Regions from separate parts of the Homo sapiens genome. Here region 1 is linked to region 2. Evidence: read pairs that join two places in POLR2A ChIA-PET (ENCODE). Cell type or tissue: CD4-positive, alpha-beta T cell. All regions are shown on one strand. Each heading gives the region's core, and the rest is flanking DNA. Links, peaks and the distances in the headings are about the cores only.

Region 1 (8,840 bases), core at 463-8,462, 310 kb after region 2:
TACTGTTTACTAAGTGCTAGGTACCTTTCTAACAGTTTTGCATATATGTTCAAAGTTCATGCTTAAAACGATACAAATTTATTATCTTACAGTTATGGAGGACAGAAGTCCAAAATGGGTCATACTGGGCTAAAATCATGGTGGCAGCAGAGCTGTGCTCCTGGAGGCTGCAGGGAAAAATCCTTTGCCTTCTCCAGCTTCTAGGGAAGGGTTGCTCATGTCCCTCAGCTCATGGCCCCCTTCCAGCAGTCACGAGTCTGATCTCCACTGCCATCCTCACATCTCTTTCTCTGACTCTGAGGCCACTGCCTCCCTCTTGTATAATTAAGGACCCCTGTGATGACAATGGGCCCACCTGGAGAATCCAGGCCAACCACCCCATCTCCAGGTCCTTAATCACACTAGCAAAATCTTTTTTTGCCATGGAAGGTAGCAAAGCCACAGGTTCCAGGGATGAGGCTGTGGACATCTTTGGGGAGCGTTATTCTGCTTGCCACACAGTAACCCCTGCCATAACTCAGGGCGATGGCATATTCTATCATTATCTTCAATCAGAAACTGATGTGTGGGGAGGTGATGTATCATAACTCATCCAGGGTCAGGCAGCTGGATTTGAACCTGCCTGACCCTTAGATTTGAGGTTTTCTGGCTCCAGAATCTTCTCTGAAGTGAAAGGCATGAGGCCGACCACTCCCTGATCTGGTAAACAGAGATGTCAGCCTGGTTTCTAGTGTTAGGGAGTTTCCTGGAGTGATGGTACAGGGTACATTTCTGCCCTGCATCCCAAGTCCAGAGACTGGGTTCTAGGTCCAGCCTTTCTTCTAACTCCCTGAGAGATGACAGCCTCTGGGCAAAGTCCCTCTGTGCTCTTCAGTCTCTTCATCTGTGAGATGGTGGCATGGGGAGAGGCTGGAGTGATGTCACAGTTCCTCTCAGCCTGCATCACAGGCTCTAGGACTCAGGTCCTATCAGTAACCTGCTGGGGGAGGTCTGGGCCTTCCAGGAGAAACCTGACAAGATGGTGCTGCAAACACCAACGGACACACAGCACTTTACATTCACAGGCTGTCTCAGGGGCCTCCAACAACCCTGACCATTCTTGCCCCATTTTGCAGATAGAAAACCGAGGCTCAGAGAGATTATATAACTTGCCCACGATCTTCCTCCAGCAAGATGGAGGCCAAGTGAAATGAGAAAGCAGGTCTCCTGCCACTTCCTTTGCCCAGAGGTCTTCTCCCCACACCAGGGCTTCCCAAGGGCTGAGATCCAGTCACACCTGTGCGTGATCAAATATAAGTGTGAACAATGCAAAGGGAGACGTCTTCAATCTAAGGGGCTTCAATTCTGTAATGTAATTCTGAGATTATGCCCTTTTTTGTTAAAGCCTTTCCTTTTTGAAGTGATGGTCACTGTAGATGGTGAGGGTTTTTTGGAGGCGGACAATATCTTTACATGACAAAATTAAAAGTTGGCAGCTCCGAATTGATCTCTGGAGTGTTTTGAAATGCAAGAGGTCTCCGAAACCTCAGTCTGGGAGCCACGGAGGGCTCTCCCCTCTCCCCAGGTTTACCAGTTTGGGAGGCTTGGAGAGAGGCCTGGAGGACCTGCTGGGGACTAAAGAAGAGCACTGGTGGGAGGACAGGGCGGGGGAAGGGGGAGGGGAGTGAAGTAGTCTCCCTGGAATGCTGGTGGTGGGGGAGGCAGTCTCCTTGGTGGAGGAGTCCCAGCGTCCCTCCCCTCCCCTCCTCTGCCAACACAATGGACAATGGCAACTGCCCACACACTCCCATGGAGGGGAAGGGGATGAGTGCAGGGAACCCCGACCCCACCCGGGAGACCTGCAAGCCTGCAGACACTCCCCTCCCGCCCCCACTGAACCCTTGACCCCTGCCCTGCAGCCCCCGCAGCTTGCTGTTTGCCCACTCTATTTGCCCAGCCCCAGGGACAGAGCTGATCCTTGAACTCTTAAGTTCCACATTGCCAGGACCAGTGAGCAGCAACAGGGCCGGGGCTGGGCTTATCAGCCTCCCAGCCCAGACCCTGGCTGCAGACATAAATAGGCCCTGCAAGAGCTGGCTGCTTAGAGACTGCGAGAAGGAGGTGCGTCCTGCTGCCTGCCCCGGTCACTCTGGCTCCCCAGCTCAAGGTTCAGGCCTTGCCCCAGGCCGGGCCTCTGGGTACCTGAGGTCTTCTCCCGCTCTGTGCCCTTCTCCTCACCTGGCTGCAATGAGTGGGGGAGCACGGGGCTTCTGCATGCTGAAGGCACCCCACTCAGCCAGGCCCTTCTTCTCCTCCAGGTCCCCCACGGCCCTTCAGGATGAAAGCTGCGGTGCTGACCTTGGCCGTGCTCTTCCTGACGGGTAGGTGTCCCCTAACCTAGGGAGCCAACCATCGGGGGGCTTTCTCCCTAAATCCCCGTGGCCCACCCTCCTGGGCAGAGGCAGCAGGTTTCTCACTGGCCCCCTCTCCCCCACCTCCAAGCTTGGCCTTTCGGCTCAGATCTCAGCCCACAGCTGGCCTGATCTGGGTCTCCCCTCCCACCCTCAGGGAGCCAGGCTCGGCATTTCTGGCAGCAAGATGAACCCCCCCAGAGCCCCTGGGATCGAGTGAAGGACCTGGCCACTGTGTACGTGGATGTGCTCAAAGACAGCGGCAGAGACTATGTGTCCCAGTTTGAAGGCTCCGCCTTGGGAAAACAGCTAAAGTAAGGACCCAGCCTGGGGTTGAGGGCAGGGGTAGGGGGCAGAGGCCTGTGGGATGATGTTGAAGCCAGACTGGCCGAGTCCTCACCTAATATCTGATGAGCTGGGCCCCACAGATGGTCTGGATGGAGAAACTGGAATGGGATCTCCAGGCAGGGTCACAGCCCATGTCCCCTGCAAAGGACAGACCAGGGCTGCCCGATGCGTGATCACAGAGCCACATTGTGCCTGCAAGTGTAGCAAGCCCCTTTCCCTTCTTCACCACCTCCTCTGCTCCTGCCCAGCAAGACTGTGGGCTGTCTTCGGAGAGGAGAATGCGCTGGAGGCATAGAAGCGAGGTCCTTCAAGGGCCCACTTTGGAGACCAACGTAACTGGGCACTAGTCCCAGCTCTGTCTCCTTTTTAGCTCCTCTCTGTGCCTCGGTCCAGCTGCACAACGGGGCATGGCCTGGCGGGGCAGGGGTGTTGGTTGAGAGTGTACTGGAAATGCTAGGCCACTGCACCTCCGCGGACAGGTGTCACCCAGGGCTCACCCCTGATAGGCTGGGGCGCTGGGAGGCCAGCCCTCAACCCTTCTGTCTCACCCTCCAGCCTAAAGCTCCTTGACAACTGGGACAGCGTGACCTCCACCTTCAGCAAGCTGCGCGAACAGCTCGGCCCTGTGACCCAGGAGTTCTGGGATAACCTGGAAAAGGAGACAGAGGGCCTGAGGCAGGAGATGAGCAAGGATCTGGAGGAGGTGAAGGCCAAGGTGCAGCCCTACCTGGACGACTTCCAGAAGAAGTGGCAGGAGGAGATGGAGCTCTACCGCCAGAAGGTGGAGCCGCTGCGCGCAGAGCTCCAAGAGGGCGCGCGCCAGAAGCTGCACGAGCTGCAAGAGAAGCTGAGCCCACTGGGCGAGGAGATGCGCGACCGCGCGCGCGCCCATGTGGACGCGCTGCGCACGCATCTGGCCCCCTACAGCGACGAGCTGCGCCAGCGCTTGGCCGCGCGCCTTGAGGCTCTCAAGGAGAACGGCGGCGCCAGACTGGCCGAGTACCACGCCAAGGCCACCGAGCATCTGAGCACGCTCAGCGAGAAGGCCAAGCCCGCGCTCGAGGACCTCCGCCAAGGCCTGCTGCCCGTGCTGGAGAGCTTCAAGGTCAGCTTCCTGAGCGCTCTCGAGGAGTACACTAAGAAGCTCAACACCCAGTGAGGCGCCCGCCGCCGCCCCCCTTCCCGGTGCTCAGAATAAACGTTTCCAAAGTGGGAAGCAGCTTCTTTCTTTTGGGAGAATAGAGGGGGGTGCGGGGACATCCGGGGGAGCCCGGGTGGGGCCTTTGGCCCTGGAGCAGGGACTTCCTGCCGGATCTCAACAACTCCGTGCCCAGACTGGACGTCTTAGGGCCAAGATCGACGTTGGAGGACCTGCTGGACGCCTGGCTGCTTACGAGTGAGGGAGTAGAGTCTGCCTTAGCAAGGCTCAAGTAGAAAGGAAGTCACAGCGGACCAGGCAAAGCCACAGACAATCCAAGGCCAGGTGCCCTGAAAGGGGCTCAAACAAGGCCTGCAGCCCTGTCTGAGGCGGGCCAGGAAACAGGGTTGCTTTAGCTGGGAGCAGTGGGTTCCCCGTCCCCAGAGGTGTGTCCGTATAGAGCCTTCTCCAGCCCAGCCGCTGTCAGCGGGGCGGGACGGAGCGGGGCGGCCTCAGGGAGCCAGCCACTGGGATTGGGGTTTGGTCCCGGGTGCAAGTGAAGCGCTTGGAGTTTGCGCCTGTCCTCCTTTACTAATTCAAAAACCTCTCAAACAGACACTTCCCTTTTCTTCTCACAAGGCCAGTATCCCCCTCCCACTACTCCCATCCCGCCCAGAAACAGCCGCGGCTTCCTCAGGCACAGCAGTGGAAGCCAGTCCTCCACCCCCTGCGGCTCCATGCCATGCCACCCCCTCTTTCTGCCAGCCCTGGCAGAAGCTGGCCTGAGTAAGAAAATTCACCACCACCTCTTGCAGGTACATTTTTATTTCCAAGATGCTCTCATATCTGTGCTCTCACTGCATCCTCCCTTCCCCACATCCTGGCTAGATTGCCATCAGACGCAGAGCATGGATGAGGACACTGAAGCCTGGACCTGTGACGTCGCTTGCCCAGTGAACAGCAGGATGGGCTAGGCCGCGCTTTTTAGACCCTGCACCCCTGGCCATCCATGATTATTGAAAAGAGTGCGCGGGTCGGGTGCGGTGGCTCAAGCCTGTAATCCCAGCACTTTGGGAGGCTGAGGTGGGCGTATCACTTCAGGCCAGGAGTTTGAGACCAGCCTGGCCAATATGGTGAAACCCTGTCTCTACTAAAAATACAAAAAAAATCAGCTGGGCATGGTGGCTTGCACCCGTAATCCCAGCTACTAGGAAGGCTGAGGCAGGAGAATCGCTTGAACCTGGGAGGCAGAGGTCACAGTGAGCCGAAATCATGCCACTGCACTCCAGCCTGGGCGACGGAGCAAGACTCCAGCTAAAAAAAAAAAAAAAAAAAAAAGAGTGTGTGGCCTGGCACTCAAGTTCACATGGGTGTGCAGGCATGCCTGTGTATTCTCACATGACCTCCCTGCTCACGGTCCCTCCTTGCACTCATGTCTGAATGTCCCCGCGTGCACGCACATGGCTTCACAGATCTGGGCAGTGCCTTCCCTACCCTCTCTCTGCAGGGCCTTTTGCCCCCTCATGCAGGCCCCTGGATAATCGGCCCCATCCCCATGTCCCCATCTCCAGTGTATCTTAGCTACCCTAGGTAAAGGAGTGGGCTTTTTAGTTCCTAACCTTCCAGAGCTACAACAGCAGTCATCCAGCCAGGTCTGGGTGGGAACATTTTCTAGATACGGGTGCTGAGATCTCTCAGCCCAGAGAGAAGCCCTGGGGAATTTTCAGAGAGAAAGCAGTCTCCAGGTGGGGCTGGATGTACTGATGCCACTGAGATCTGTAAAGGAGTCCCTAACACCTGACATAGGAGTGACAAAACTGTTTTCTGCACCAACTGAGCAGAATACACGCAGCTGACCTGGGCTCAAGGTCTGGCCCTGCCACGTGCTGGCTCTGTGATGCTGGCCAAGTGCCTTCGCCTCTCCGGGCCACAGTTTTTTGATCTGAAGAGTGGAGCCCTACTCAAGCCATCTGCAGCTCTCGGGCTCTCTGACCTGACATCTTTCGGGTGGTGGGGACACAAAGGAAGCAGCCTCTATTGGGAGACCTTGTGCTTCTTTTTGGTCCCAGGACACTGCCCCCCACCACTCCAGTCCGGGTCCCAAGGGCCCAGTCAGCTCAACTGTAATCATGACAACATTGATCAAGCATCTTTACGTGCAGGTGCTGTGCCAAACGGTTCGAACGCTCTCTCATTTCAATCTCACGGCAAACCTACGGTGGAGGGGGTACGGTTGTATCCACTTTACATGTAAGAAACTGAGGCTGATATCAAGTGGTGGAGCCAAGAATAGTGCCTCGTTGCATCTTACTCCAACCTCTAGCCCATCCGGCCTCCTCCCTTCACGTGCGCCTAAGAGGGCTAGGGGGCCTGGATAGGGGAGGTCAGCTCCACAGTTTTGAGTAAACACACACAGTCTCAACTCTGATGACAACTTAAGTGCCAGGCATAGTGGCTGGCATGGGGCACACACTCAAGTCATGTTGTGCAGCACCTAACAGTTTATCAAAGTATCAGCAAACTTATTGTCCTGTTTGACCTTCCGCACAAAGCTGTCAAGGAAGGCAGGGTACGGAGGGTGATTCCTACCTTAGAGATGAAGAAACTGAGGCCCAGAGACTGCCCAGCTACCAGAAGGTGGATAGAGCGCTGGCCTCCATGCCTGCCTGACCTGGAGTCTGTCCAGTGCCCACCCACAGAACAGCCTCGGCCCTTTCCCATGCCCAGACACAGATGGCACACTTGCGACGGCCCACTCATAGCAGCTTCTTGTCCAGCTTTATTGGGAGGCCAGCATGCCTGGAGGGGGGCCAGGCATGAGGTGGGGTAGGAGAGCACTGAGAATACTGTCCCTTTTAAGCAACCTACAGGGGCAGCCCTGGAGATTGCAGGACCCAAGGAGCTCGCAGGATGGATAGGCAGGTGGACTTGGGGTATTGAGGTCTCAGGCAGCCACGGCTGAAGTTGGTCTGACCTCAGGGTCCAAATCCCAGAACTCAGAGAACTTGTCCTTAACGGTGCTCCAGTAGTCTTTCAGGGAACTGAAGCCATCGGTCACCCAGCCCCTAAATCAGTCAGGGGAAGCAACAGAGCAGGGCATGAGAACTCCTCTGTAGGCAACCATGGGACCCACACCCATGTCCCCACTGGACGACACCAGTCAGGACCACACCACCCTCTCAACTTCACTGGACGACAGCCCTGAGACCTCAGGCAGGAATCCCCCACAGCTGCCACCCTGGGAGAAGAGATATCCTTGCAGGAACCCCAGCACAAGTCAAACCCTGCCATCTCCAGGTCACCTCAGATGTTTATGCCCCTGGGCCTGAGGCACAAAGTGACAGGGTGGGGAGATGTGAAAGGTCAAGGCTGTCATTGTTTTCTGTGCAAACAGCACCGCCTGGAGTTGCACAACCTGGTGGCTCTGAGCAGGGTAGGACAGAGGGAGGCAGCCTCTCATTTGGAAAGTCATTGGAGGATTGATTAGTTGTGTGATCTGGGGCAGGTCACCTAATCGCTCTGAGCCTCAATTTTCTCATCTGCAAAGTGAGAAAATAACACCTACCCCAAAGCCGGTTCTGGGGACTAAGAATGTTTATGAACACCTCTGCTATGCCAGCTAATGCCAGTCAGGGTGAGGTGGAGAAGGGAGTAGGGGAGAGGAGAGTACTGATGGGCAGGGGCAGGATGGGAGAGGAAGGACACACTTCTGCTCACACTGGCCCCAGGTCTTAGAACAAAGCAGAAGCACTCACGGGCTTGAATTGGGTCAGGTGGGGCCTCCCAAGGCAAACCCCTAGCCCAGGGGTCCCCAACCCCCAAGTCATAGATAGGTACTGGTCCATGGACTGTTAGGAGCCGGGCTGCACAGCACGAAGTGAGTGGTGGGTGAGTGAGCAATACCGCCTGAGCTCCGCCTCCTGTCAGATCAAGTGGCCTTACATTCTCATAGGAGTGTGAACCCTATTGTGAACTGCACATGCCAGGGATCTAGGTGGAGGGCTCCTTATGAGAATCTAATGCCTGATGATCTGAGGTGGAACAGCTTCATCCCAAAACCATCCCCGCTGGCCCATGGAAAAATTGTCCACCACAAAACTGGTCCCTGGTGCCAAAAAGGCTGAGGACCACTGCTCTAGCCAGACCTTCAGAAAAGGAAAATGGGGCCAGGCGCAGTGGCTCATGCCTGTAATCCCAGCACTTTGGGAGGCCGAGGCAGGAGGATCCCCTGAGGTCAGGAATTCAAGACCAACCTGGCCAACATGGTGAAACCCCATCTCTGCTAAAAATACAAAAATTAGCTGGGTGTGGTGGCGCGTGCCTGTAATCCCAGCTACTTGGGAGGCTGAGGCAGGAGAATGGGTTGAACCCGGGAGACGGAGGTTGCAGTGAGCCGAGATGGCACCACTGCACTCCAGCCTAGGTGACAGAGGGAGACTCCATTAAAAAAAAAAGAAGAAGAAAGAAAGAGAGAAAGGAAGAGAGGGAAAGAAAGAAAAAGGAAAGAAAGAAAGAAAGAGAAAGAAAGGAAAGAAAGAAAGAAAGGAAAGAAAGAAAGGAAAGAAAGAAAGGAAAGAAAGAAAGAAAGAAAGAAAGAAAGAAAGAAAGAAAGAAAGAAAGAAAGAAAGAAAGAAAGAAATAGAAAGAGAAAGAAAGGGAAAGGAAAGGAAAATGGAAATGAGGGCTAAAACGGCACGCCCTAGGACTGCTCCGGGGAGAAAGGAGGGACCTGGGAGGAATGCAGTCTCAACTCTGTCATCTCTCCCGCAGCAGCCTGACAAAGGCCCTGTGAGGAAAGAGGAGGCTGAAGAGGCACAGGCCCAGGGGAGGCTGGAGCACCTCCATTCCATTGTTGGGATCTCACCAGGGCAGGGGCGGGTGGGAATGGAGGCAGCTGGCAGGGGGGATGGGGAGGGAGGCCAGCGGGTGTACCTGGCCTGCTGGGCCACCTGGGACTCCTGCAC
Region 2 (10,882 bases), core at 1-8,000:
CTGAGGCATGAGAATCTCTTGAACCCAGGAGGTGGAGGTTGCAGTGAGCAGAGATCACACCACTGCACCCCACTCTGGGTGACAGAGCAAGACTCCATCTAAAAAAAAAAAAAAGAAAAAAAAAAGAAAAAAGATAAATTCTAATTCTAATTTACTAAGTTGTTTCACTTATACTTTCTACTACCCAAATTTAATGGCATTCTGATACCCTGAGCAAAACACTTCCATCTCAACCCTAAATTTCTTCATGGGAAAATAAAAAAAGCATACACATAGAGAAACCGAGGAACAAAATGTCACTTATCTGAAGCTACAAGGCAGGAAGAACTGGGAGGTCACAAAATATTCCTAATTACACAGTCTTTTTGTCTATAGCTATGAATACAAGGTGATCCTTCTTCCCCTACAATGGCAAAGTATCTGAGCAGAAATGTGTTTCTTTGTGTCTTCTGACTCTGATTTTGTATTATTTTGTCAATCAAAATCTTATTACAAAGCAGCTTTCAGTTTTACTGATGCCCATGGCTTGGTAACATTTTTAAACACCAGGAAAAGAAAAACTGAGCCACAAACTCACACAATCTCCTCTTTAAGAACAAAGCTGGAAATGCACAACCTAGAAGACTATGCATATAGAGGATTAAAACAATTTGGAAATCAGAGAAACTGTTGTGGCTGGGTACAGTGTCTCATGCCTGTAATCCCAGCACTTTGGGACACTAAGGCAGGTGGACTGCTTGAGCCCAGGAGTTTGAGACCAGCCTGGGTAACATGGTGAAACTGTGTCTCTACAAAAACCACAACAATTAGCTGGGGGTGGTGGTGCGCCACTGCACTCCAGCCTCAGGGACAGAGCAAGACCCTGTCTCAAAAATAAAAATTAAACTGGCTTTTCTTTTTTTGAGACAGAGTTTCGCTCCCGTTGCCCAGACTGGAGTACAACGGCGCGACCTTGGCTCACTGCAACCTCCGCCTCTCGGGTTCAAGCAATTCTCCCGTCTCAGCATCCCGAGTACTGGGATTACAGGTGCCTGCCACCATGCCCAGCTAATTTTTGTATTTTTAGTGAAGACGGGGTTTCATCATATTGGTCAGGGTGGTCTCGAACTCCTGACATCAGGTGATCCGCCCACCTTGGCTTCCCAAAGTGCTGGGATTACAGGCGTGAGCCACCACGCCCGGCCGGCTTTTTTTTTGTTTTTTTTGAGATAGGGCTTCACTCTGATGCCCAGACTGAAGCACAGTGGAGAAATCATGGCTCACTGCAGTTTCCGCCTCCTGCACTCAAGCGATCCTCCCGAATAGCTGCCTGACCTTTTTTTTTTTTTTTTCCAATAGATGGGGATCTCACCATATTGTTCAGGCTGATCTTGAACTCCTAGGCTCAAGTGATCCTGCTGCCTTGGCCTCCCAAAGTGCTGGAATTACAGGAATGAGTCACAGCACCCAGCCGGCTGTGTTTTGTTTTTTGTTTTTTACCCCGACAGGGTCTCAGTCAGTCGTTAGCTGGAGTGAAGTGGCGTAACACAGCTCACTGCAGCCTTGATCTCCTGGGCTCAAGTGATCCTCCCATTTCTTCCTTCCAGAGTAACTGGTACTGCAGGCCCACGCCACCACACATGGCTAATTTTTAAATTTCGTAGAGACGAGGTCTTGCCATGTTGCTCAGGCTCCAGCTGTTGTATTCTTTCCAATTGAAACGAAGAATTATCTGCTCTTATGGACACATAAAATAAGAACGAACTAAGAGCTACCCAGTGGTAAGACGCAAACTTCTGAGTGACTTTGGGTTTCCTGCGCCTGTTATCCCAGCACTTTGGGAGGCCGAGGCGGGTGGATCACTTGAGGTCGGGAGTTCAAGACCTGCCTGGCCAACGTGGCGAAACCCCGTCTCTACTAAAAAAAAAAAATACAAAATTAGCTGGGTGTGGTGGCACATGCCTATAAGCTTGAACCGGGAGGCAGAGGTTGTAGTGAGTAGAGATCGCGCCACTGCACTCCAGCCTGGGCGACAGACTGAGACTCCGTCACACACACAAAAAAAAAAAAAAAAAAAGAAAGAAAGACCAAGCAGAATGCAAATAAAAGGTCTGAAGAACAAGTTTTGTTAATTTGCCACAACAGACTGTACTCCAGGGGAAGCTTTGTTGTCCATTAAAGTGAGTTCTCTGGGAAGACGAGGAGTAACCGACTTGCACGATTTTCCTGCCTTTTCTATATTCTCTACTTACTATGACAATACAGCACTAGAATTTCCAAGTGCTTATACCAGCATAGTGCAATGTATTTAATGAGAAACCACGTCCAACAACAAAGCGTTATAACTTCTCCAGCTGAGTTAGATGTTTTAGTCTGAACCAGGAAAACAGATGAAGAAAGTTGAACCAAGAATTAAAAGATTTAGAGTTTCCACTCAGACCTAAGACTCTCCACTTTGTTTCAGAGGGAGTGGGTATGGTTATTCTGAAGAAGAAGGCGGCCCTTATCCTGAATGCCCGGTAGCCTCCGTGGGCTGGTGGGTGGTTCCTCCGGTCCAGCACCTCCATAATTTATGATCAAATGCCCAAGCCAACAAACTAATCCTCCCCTTCTCCCCCACAAGGAGGCAACCTTTATGTCAGAACAATGTGCCCAGAAGAAGCCAAAGACACAAGGCACATCCAAGGCAAAGACAATCTTAATTAAGCACTTTCTCCTTCCACTTTCTCCACACCTTTACCCCCGGCCCAACCCCTTCCCATAATTTCAAGCTGTACAAAATGAGGTCCTAGGGTGGATCCGGGTGGTCTTTCCTTTCTCTACGGGTAAGCTCTACAAAGAGGCGAAAGCTCCGAGTGTTAGTTCTTGTTTGTGTATAAATTCTGAAAAGCAACGCTGGCCTGCGAGCTATGAAAAGCAGAAGCATGAGTCACCACGCAACGGGTCAATCAAACCTGTAGACCAGAAGGCACGGATCTGGCAAACGGACGGTGAGCCAGGAAAAAAACATCCCCCCAAACCTCTCCGCTGACAGGTTTATCTAGCTGGCTGACCTTGGGCAGGTCACCAGCCGCTCCGAGCACATTCATGTCTAAGATGAGATGGGGGCTGGAAAGCCTTCCAAGAAATAATCCCTTCCGAGTGGTGACGGTCTATGCAACTTTTGAATAAACACATCCTAAGAGGCAACGGAGAAGTTTCTAAAGAGTTGAAATTTTTCAACAAAAGGAGGAGGGAAAAGTGCTCGGTAAAAACACAACGGAGTAACTGGTTTTGGCCTCCGACCAGACGCGAGGGGAGAGAAGAGTGAGAAGTTAGACCCCTGTGATAAAGGGAAAAGGCAGCAGCGGAGACCCGGGCAGGAGCTGCAGCGCCCAGCCGGGGCGAGCTGGGGTGCGCAAGGCCTACCGCGGGTGGGCCCGGCAGGGCAGGGCAGGGCAGGGCGGGGCGGGGCGCCCGCCGCGCTACCCTCCTGGGAAAGGCCGTGGAGGCGCCGGCCGGCGGCTGAGGAGAAACGCCAGCTTTCGGTATGGAATATCGGGAAAGGGCTCTCAGAGCGAAAACTAGCTGCGCCGGCTGCTGGGAAGCCGACGCTGGGCCCGCAGAGAAGGCGCGCGCTCGCGAGGCCCCCCCCAAGTGGATGGGGCGGCGTGGGGGGAGGGGCCGCAAGGGTGGGGGAGGGGAGGTCGCGGGCCTCTCACAATAACACCTCGCAGCCCCTTCCGACCCCCGCCTCTAAGCCACCGGTTCCCTGCGACCCTGGATGCACTCACTGAAGTAGAGGGTCCGTGCGGGCCCCAAGCGGCTGAGGCGTCGGCGGGTGGCGCGTCGGTCGCTCGCTCGGTCCCGTCGGTCCCGCTCCGGCGCGTCCCTCCTCCGGCCCCAGCACCAGCAGCAGCTCCTCCACTTCCGGTTCCCCTGCCACTCAGCCAAATGGCTTCCGGAAGTCCCGCCCCCATCCTGCCACGCCTCAGCGTGGTTCCTCTCTCCCCGCCTTCGCTCTCCCGGGCGCTGGCGGCGTGCGCCCAGGTGTCCCGCCACACCCCGTTGGGTACCCTGCTTTGTTCTCGCGGTTACCCCCATTTTGTGTGGCGTCTGAGGGACATGGGCTTCTCTCTTTACTCCAGCTGCATCTCTCAATCCTGCGTTCGTGCCACCGCAGTGTGGAGCTGGCATTCGGGACGATGTGGCGTGAAGTCACACTGACGCCATTCCCTTCACACTCAGCCAACTTGGCTTCCTCTTCCACCCATGGAATAAACCAGACTGCTGAAAGTGGGAGGGAAATAGCGGACCAAGGTTAAGGAGGCAGTACCTGACATTTATTAGTGGAATTTCTGTTTCTATGATGAATGTGGAGATTTTGGGTGACCGCCTGTAAAGGTGATACATAGGGGGATGACGAACCCCAGGCTTTTCCTTAAAAGATACATCCAGTTTAGGGGAAGACATACATATACAAAGTCAATATTGAAAAGATTATATGCTAAATAAATGCAGGATCTATAAAAGTAGAGAGGAGGGGCAAGAGATGTGCTCAAGCTTATAGCAGCGCAACGGTTGCTGGAGCAGTGCCCTGAACTGGCCCTTTAAGGATCTCAGCTCTATGCTGGTGAATAGGCAGAGCCTTCCAGGGCTCTTAAACTGATGCGGGGGTGGGGGTTGATTTTGCTGACAAAACCTGTTAAGAATACTGTAAAATCCTGGGAGCCTAAAATGTCAAGATATGTCAAGTAATTTTTCTTTTTTTTTTTTTTTTTTATTCAAGTTCTAGGGTACATGTGCACAACGTGCAGGTTTGTTACATAGGTATACGTGTGCCATGTTGGTTTGCTGCACCCATCAACTCGTCATTTACATTCCGTATTTCTCCTAATGCTATCCCTCCCCCAGCCCCGCAGTCCCCGACAGGCCCCCGTGTGTGATGTTCCCCGCCCTTTGTCCAAGTGTTCTCAGTGTTCAATTCCCACCTATGAGAACATGCGGTGTTTGGTTTTCTGTCCTTGTGATAGTTTGCTGAGAATGATGGTTTCCAGTTTCGTCCATGTCCCTGCAAAGGATATGAACTCATCCTTTTTACAGCTGCATAGTATTTCGTGGTGTATATGTGCCACATTTTCTTAATCCAGTCTATCATTGATGGACATTTGGGTTGGTTCCAAGTCTTTGCTATTGTGAATAGTGCCACAATAAACATACGTGTGCATGTATCTTTATAGCAGCATGATTTATAATCCTTTGGGTATATACCCAGTAATGGGATGGCTGGGTCAAATGGTATTTCTAGTTCTAGATCCTTGAGGAATCGCCACACTGTCTTTCACAATGGTTGAATTAATTTACACTCCCTCCAACAGTGTAAAAGTGTTCCTCTTTCTCCACATCCTCTCCAGCATCTGTTGTTTCCTGACTTTTTAATGATCGCCATTCTAACTGGCATGAGATGGTATCTCATTGTGGTTTTGATTTGCATTTCTCTGATGACCAGTGATGATGAGCATTTTTTCATGTGTCTGTTGGTTGCATAAATGTCTTCTTTTGAGAAGTGTCTGTTCATATCCTTTGCCCACTTTTTGATGGGGTTGTTTGTTTTTTTTCTTGTAAATTTGTTTAAGTTCTTTGTAGATTCTGGATATTAGCCCTTTGTCAGATGGGTAGATTGCAAAAATTTTCTCCCATTCTGTAGGTTGCCTGTTCGCTCTGATGGTAGTTTCTTTTGCCATGCAGAAGCTCTTTAGTTTAATTATATCCCATTTGTCTATTCTGGCTTTTGTTGCCATTGCTTGTGGTGTTTTAGTCAGGAAGTCTTTGCCCATGCCTATGTCCTGAATGGTATTGCCTATGTTTTCTTCTAGGGTTTTTATGGTTTTAGGTCTAACATTTAAGTCTTTACTCCATCTTGAATTAATTTTTGTATAAGGTGTAAGGAAGGGATCCAGTTTCAGCTTTCTACATATGGCTAGCCAGTTTTCCTGGCACCATTTATTAAATAGGGAATCCTTTCCCCATTTCTTGTTTTTGTCAATTTGTCAAAGAGCAGATGGTTGTAGATGTGTGGTGTTATTTCTGAGGCCTCTGTTCTGTTCTGTTGGTCTATATATCTGTTTTGGTGCTAGTACCATGCCGTTTTGGTTACTGTAGCCTTGTAGTATAGTTTGAAGTCAGGTAGCGTGGTGCCTCCAGCTTTGTTCTTTTTGCTTAGGATTGTCTTGGCAATGCGGGCTCTTTTTTGGTTCCATATGAAGTTTAAAGTAGTTTTTTCCAATTCTGTGAAGAAAGTCTTTGGTAGCTTGATGGGGATGGCATTGAATCTATAAATTACCTTGGGCAGTATGGCCATTTTCACAATACTGATTCTTCCTATCCATGAGCATGGAATGTTCTTCCATTTGTTTGTGTCCTCTTTTATTTCACTGAGCAGTGGTTTGTAGTTCTCCTTGACGAGGTCCTTCACATCCCTTGTAAGTTGGATTCCTAGGTATTTTATTCTCTTTGTAGCAATTGTGAATGGGAGTTCACTCATGATTTGGCTCTCTGTTATTGTCTGTTATTGGTGTATAGGAGTGCTTGTGATTTTTGCACATTGATTTTGTATCCTGAGACTTTGCTGAAGTTGCTTATCAGCTTAAGGAGATCTTGGGCTGAGACAATGGGGTTTTCTAAATATACAATCATGTCATCTGCAAACAGGGAAAATTTGACTTCCTCTTTTCCTAATTGAATACCCTTTATTTCTTTCTCTTGCCTGATTGCCCTGGCCAGAACCTCCAACACTATGTTGAATAGGAGTGGTGAGAGAGGGCATCCTTGTCTTGTGCTGGTTTTCAAAGGGAATGCTTCCCGTTTTTGCCCATTCAGTATGATATTGGCTGTGGGTTTGTCATAAATAGCTCTTACTATTTTGAGATACGTTCCATCAATACCTAGTTTATTGCGAGCTTTTAGCATGAAGGGCTGCTGAATTTTGTCGAAGGCCTTTTCTGCATTGATATAATCATGTGGTTTTTGTCATTGGTTTTGTTTATGTGATGGATTACGTTTATCAATTTGTGTATGTTGAACCAGCCTTGCATCCCAGGGATGAACCCAACTTGATTGTGGTGGATAAGCTTTTTGATGTGCCACTGGATTCGGTTTGCCAGTATTTTATTGAGAATTTTCACATCAATGTTCATCAGGCGTATTGGCCTAAAATTCTCTTTTTTGTTATGTCTCTGCCGGGCATTAGTATCAGGATGATGCTGGCCTCATAAAATGAGTTAGGGAGTCTCTTTTTTTCTATTGATTGGAATAGTTTCAGAAGGAATGGTACCAGCTCCTCTTTGTAGCTCTAATAGAATTCGGCTGTGAATCTGTCTGGTCCTGGATTTTTTTTTGGTTGGTAGGCTATTAATTATTGTCTCAATTTCAGAGCCTGTTATTGGTCTATTCAGAGATTCAACTTCTTCCTGGTTTAGTCTTGGGAAGGTGTATGTGTCCAGGAATTTATCCATTTCTTCTAGATTTTCTAGTTTATTTGCGTAGAGGTGTTTATATCATTCTCTGGCGGTAGTTTGTATTTTTGTGGGATTGGTGGTGATATCCCCTTTATCATCTTTTATTGCATCTATTTGATTATTCTCTCTTTTCTTCTTTATTAGTCTTGCCAGCGGTCTATCAATTTTGTTGATCTTTTCAAAACACCAGCTCCTGGATTCATTGATTTTTTGAAGGGTTTTTTGTGTCTCTATCTCCTTCAGTTCTGCTCTGATCTTAGTTATTTCTTGCCTTCTGCTAGCTTTTGAATGTATTTGCTCTTGCTTCTCTAGTTCTTTTAATTGTGATGTTAGGGTGTTGATTTTAGATCTTTCCTGCCTTCTCTTGTGGGCATTTAGTGCTGTAAATTTCCCTCTATGCACTGCTTTAAATATGTCCCAGAGATTCTGGTACGTTGTGTCTTTGTTCTCATTGCTTTCAAAGAACATCATTATTTCTGCCTTCATTTTATTATTTACCCAGTAGTCATTCAGGAGCAGGTTGTTCAGTTTCCATGTAATTGTGCGGTTTTGAGTGAGTTTCTTAATCCTGAGTTCTAATTTGATTGCACTGTGGTCTGAGAGACAGTTTGTTGTGATTTATGTTATTTTACATTTGCTGAAGAGTGCTTTACTTCCAATTATGTGGTCCATTTTAGAATAAGTGTGATGTGGTGCTGAGAAGAGTGTATATTCTGTTGATTTGGGGTGGAGAGTTCTGTAGATGTCTATTAGGTCTGCTTGGTGCAGAGCTGAGTTCAAGTCCTGGATATCCTTGTTAACCTTCTGTCTTGTTGATCTGTTTAATATTGTATGTCAAGTAATTTTTCAAGTAACTTGTGCTGTCAAGTGGCACTAAGTGTGTATTACTTTAGGCATATATAATCCAAGATAATTTTGTCCTCATATAAAATGATGTTTACATTGCGAATTTACCTTGGAATTCTCTTGGAGCTGCTCACACAGTATACGGCATACCTGTAGGTGCTCAGTAAATATTTGTTGTTCTGAGGGTTTTCTTAGAAAGAATTCACGTTTAGAGAACTCAAATGATGGTATTAAAGAGGCAGCCCAGCCAGGAGCGGTGGCTCACACCTGTAATCCCAGCACTTTGGGAGGCCAAGGCTGGCGGATCACCTGAGGTCCAGAGTTTGAGACCAGCCTGACCAACATGGAGAAACTACGTCTGTTCTAAAAATACAACATTAGCTGGGCGTGGTGGCACATGCCTGTAATCCCAGCTACTTCGGAGGTTGAGGCAGGAGAATCGTTTGAACCTGGAAGGCAAAAGTTGCAGTGAGCCGAGATCCACCATTGCTCTCCAGCCTAAGCAAGAAGAGCGAAACTTCACCTCAAAAAAAAAGAGGCGCCCGGGCGCAGTGGCTCACGCAAGTAATTCCAGCACTTTGGGAGGCCAAGGTGGGCAGATCAAGAGGTCAGATCAAGAGGAGATTGAGACTGTCCTGGCTAACACGGTGAAACCCCGTCTCTACTAAAAAATACAAAAAATTAGCCAGGCGTTGTGGCGGGTGCCTGTAGTCCCAGCTACTCTGGAGGCTGAGGCAGGAGAATGGCACGAACCCGGGAGGCGGAGCTTGCAGTAAGCCGAGATCACGCCACTGCACTCCAGCCTGGGCGACAGAGTGAGACTCCATCTCAAAAAAAAAAAAAAAAATGACACAGAACACAAAAGCTTGCCCAAGATCACGCCACTGCACTCCAGCCTGGGGGACAGATCGAGACTATGTCTCAAAAAAAAAAAAAAAAAAAAAGAGAGGCAGCCCATTTCCAGGCGGATAGTGTTAAGGGGAAAAAAAAAGAGGATGGAGGCCAACCCAAAGGGGGCGCCAATCCCCTGTCCAACACCTTCTCACCAAAAGCTCCCGTTTGGCTGGAGGCAGACCCTGTGGCTCTGACCAGACTTCTCTGGCAGCAATCCTCCGCCATTTGTATCTTAAGAAGGCCCTCACCCTCTTTGAGTGGAGTCAGAGGATGCCTCAGATTCCAGATGTAAGCATCAGAACTGCTTTCTGTCAAGAGCTCCCTAATTTTGGGAAAGAAGAGCCTGTCCCACACTGTCAGGCCCTGAGGTCAGCAGATCTGCTCCTCCTTCCCGTGCGGTACGTCTAGGTGCTGATGAGGGCAGTCCAGGGCGCTCTTGTTCTGGGACAGGCTCCAGTCCCCTTGCTCCAGCAGGTCTGGGGCAAGGAGGTCAGAGGTGGTGGGAGGGCCCCTGCTCTCTGTTTCCACTTCGTCTGGATCCTTGCTGCTGCAAAGTGGCACTGATTCTAGCTCTGTCCCTTCCTCCTTGGCTTTCTGGCTTCGATAGGGCCAGTGGCAGGGTCCACTCATACAAACTTGATTGGAAGCCACATTCCTCTGGTTCACATATACTTCCAGCATGTAGTAAACGGTCCAGAAGACGGTGAAACAGCCTACCAGCACCAAGGTCTGGGGCCGAGGCAAGCACCTACGTGAGGCACTGTTTCCCGAAGCCTACAGCCTTTCTCAGTCCAGGACAATGAGCTCAGAAAGTCTTTTTCCTTCTAGGGACTGCCTTTTTCACCCAAACTGTTCCCTCTGCCCCCTCCCCCGACAAGGCCTGTCCTGTAAGAGTTAGGCTAGCAGGGTAGGAGCAATGCTATGAAACCACTGCTGGGACCCAGGTCTTCCCAGTCCTTCACCCCGCAGGTCACCCTGAGAAACACACTAAGAACTCCATCCCCCAGACAGGACAGTCCCATCTACCCGCAGCTTGAGTCTTGGCCCTAGTACCTTGAGGGTGTTGGGGGTGATGGTGTAACCATCTTCCTCAGGAATTTTCAGCCCCGGTGGGCAGGGCAGGGCGAAGTCATCGTGCAGGTATTTTCCACTCATGGCACTCTCTAACAGCCTGTGGAGAAGAAAAGAGGTGAGGATGCCCCACTGACTATGGTTCCTATACCATCTGCCCTCACCCATTTTCCTGCCTTACAGGTGAAGACAGGGAAGCCCCACAGCAAAAAGGAGAGGCCCAGACTGTGAGTTCCCAGCCCGGGGCTCCATCTACCAGCTTGACGCTGGAACTGGGAAGCACAGCTGGGGTTCAGAGGGCGATGGGCTCCCTAGGCAGCCCTTCCCCTGTGACTGGCCTTCCCTCTGACACATGCGGCTTTACCCACCTTTGTCTGTCCCTGATGTCTACTGCACTCCACACAGAGCCATATAGGGTCAGCTGCCATTGCCGGAGGATGCCGACCTGGAATGACTCATCCCCTAGGGCAGCAAGGGGCAGCTCGTGAGCCACGCCCCTCTGTCAGCCATGCCAGACAGCAGAGGCCCTGCCCGCCCTGCCACCCAAAGGGGCTCAGGCCACATGGTCTGCTCCAGGAGCTGCCTCACTGTGTCCC

The links. Peaks named below come from ENCODE experiments on the same cell type or tissue, not always from the same donor. Only the 100,000 strongest peaks of a DNase experiment are listed, where the experiment ranks them.
Region 1: POLR2A ChIA-PET joins it to region 2 with 12 read pairs; 10 of 35 experiments call an interaction of 5 or more read pairs at or near these places.

What each region holds. Positions count from the first base shown.
Region 1 is chr11:116,830,865-116,839,704 of GRCh38, reverse strand. APOC3 (apolipoprotein C3) reads right to left here. Exons shown (of 4, transcript NM_000040.3): 3 at 8,809-8,840; 4 at 6,633-6,941. The coding sequence ends at 6,821. It overlaps APOA1 (apolipoprotein A1), which reads left to right and starts at 2,083. Exons shown (of 4, transcript NM_000039.3): 1 at 2,083-2,100; 2 at 2,298-2,360; 3 at 2,548-2,704; 4 at 3,294-3,954. The coding sequence starts at 2,318. The coding sequence ends at 3,897. It also overlaps APOA1-AS. In CD4-positive, alpha-beta T cell, for the core only: CTCF peaks have their summits at 3,303 and 3,503 (motif pointing right); a DNase peak (open chromatin) is centred at 3,584; H3K4me3 peaks cover 852 bases.
Region 2 is chr11:117,137,289-117,148,170 of GRCh38, reverse strand. It overlaps PAFAH1B2 (platelet activating factor acetylhydrolase 1b catalytic subunit 2), which reads right to left and starts at 3,884. Exons shown (of 6, transcript NM_002572.4): 1 at 3,753-3,884. It also overlaps the pseudogene LOC653303. RefSeq lists enhancers at 2,625-2,804, 9,557-10,442 and a silencer at 3,355-3,674. In CD4-positive, alpha-beta T cell, for the core only: no CTCF peak of the experiment used is centred there; DNase peaks (open chromatin) are centred at 2,600, 2,910, 3,410, 3,920 and 1 weaker place; H3K4me3 peaks cover 2,340 bases; H3K27ac peaks cover 1,165 bases.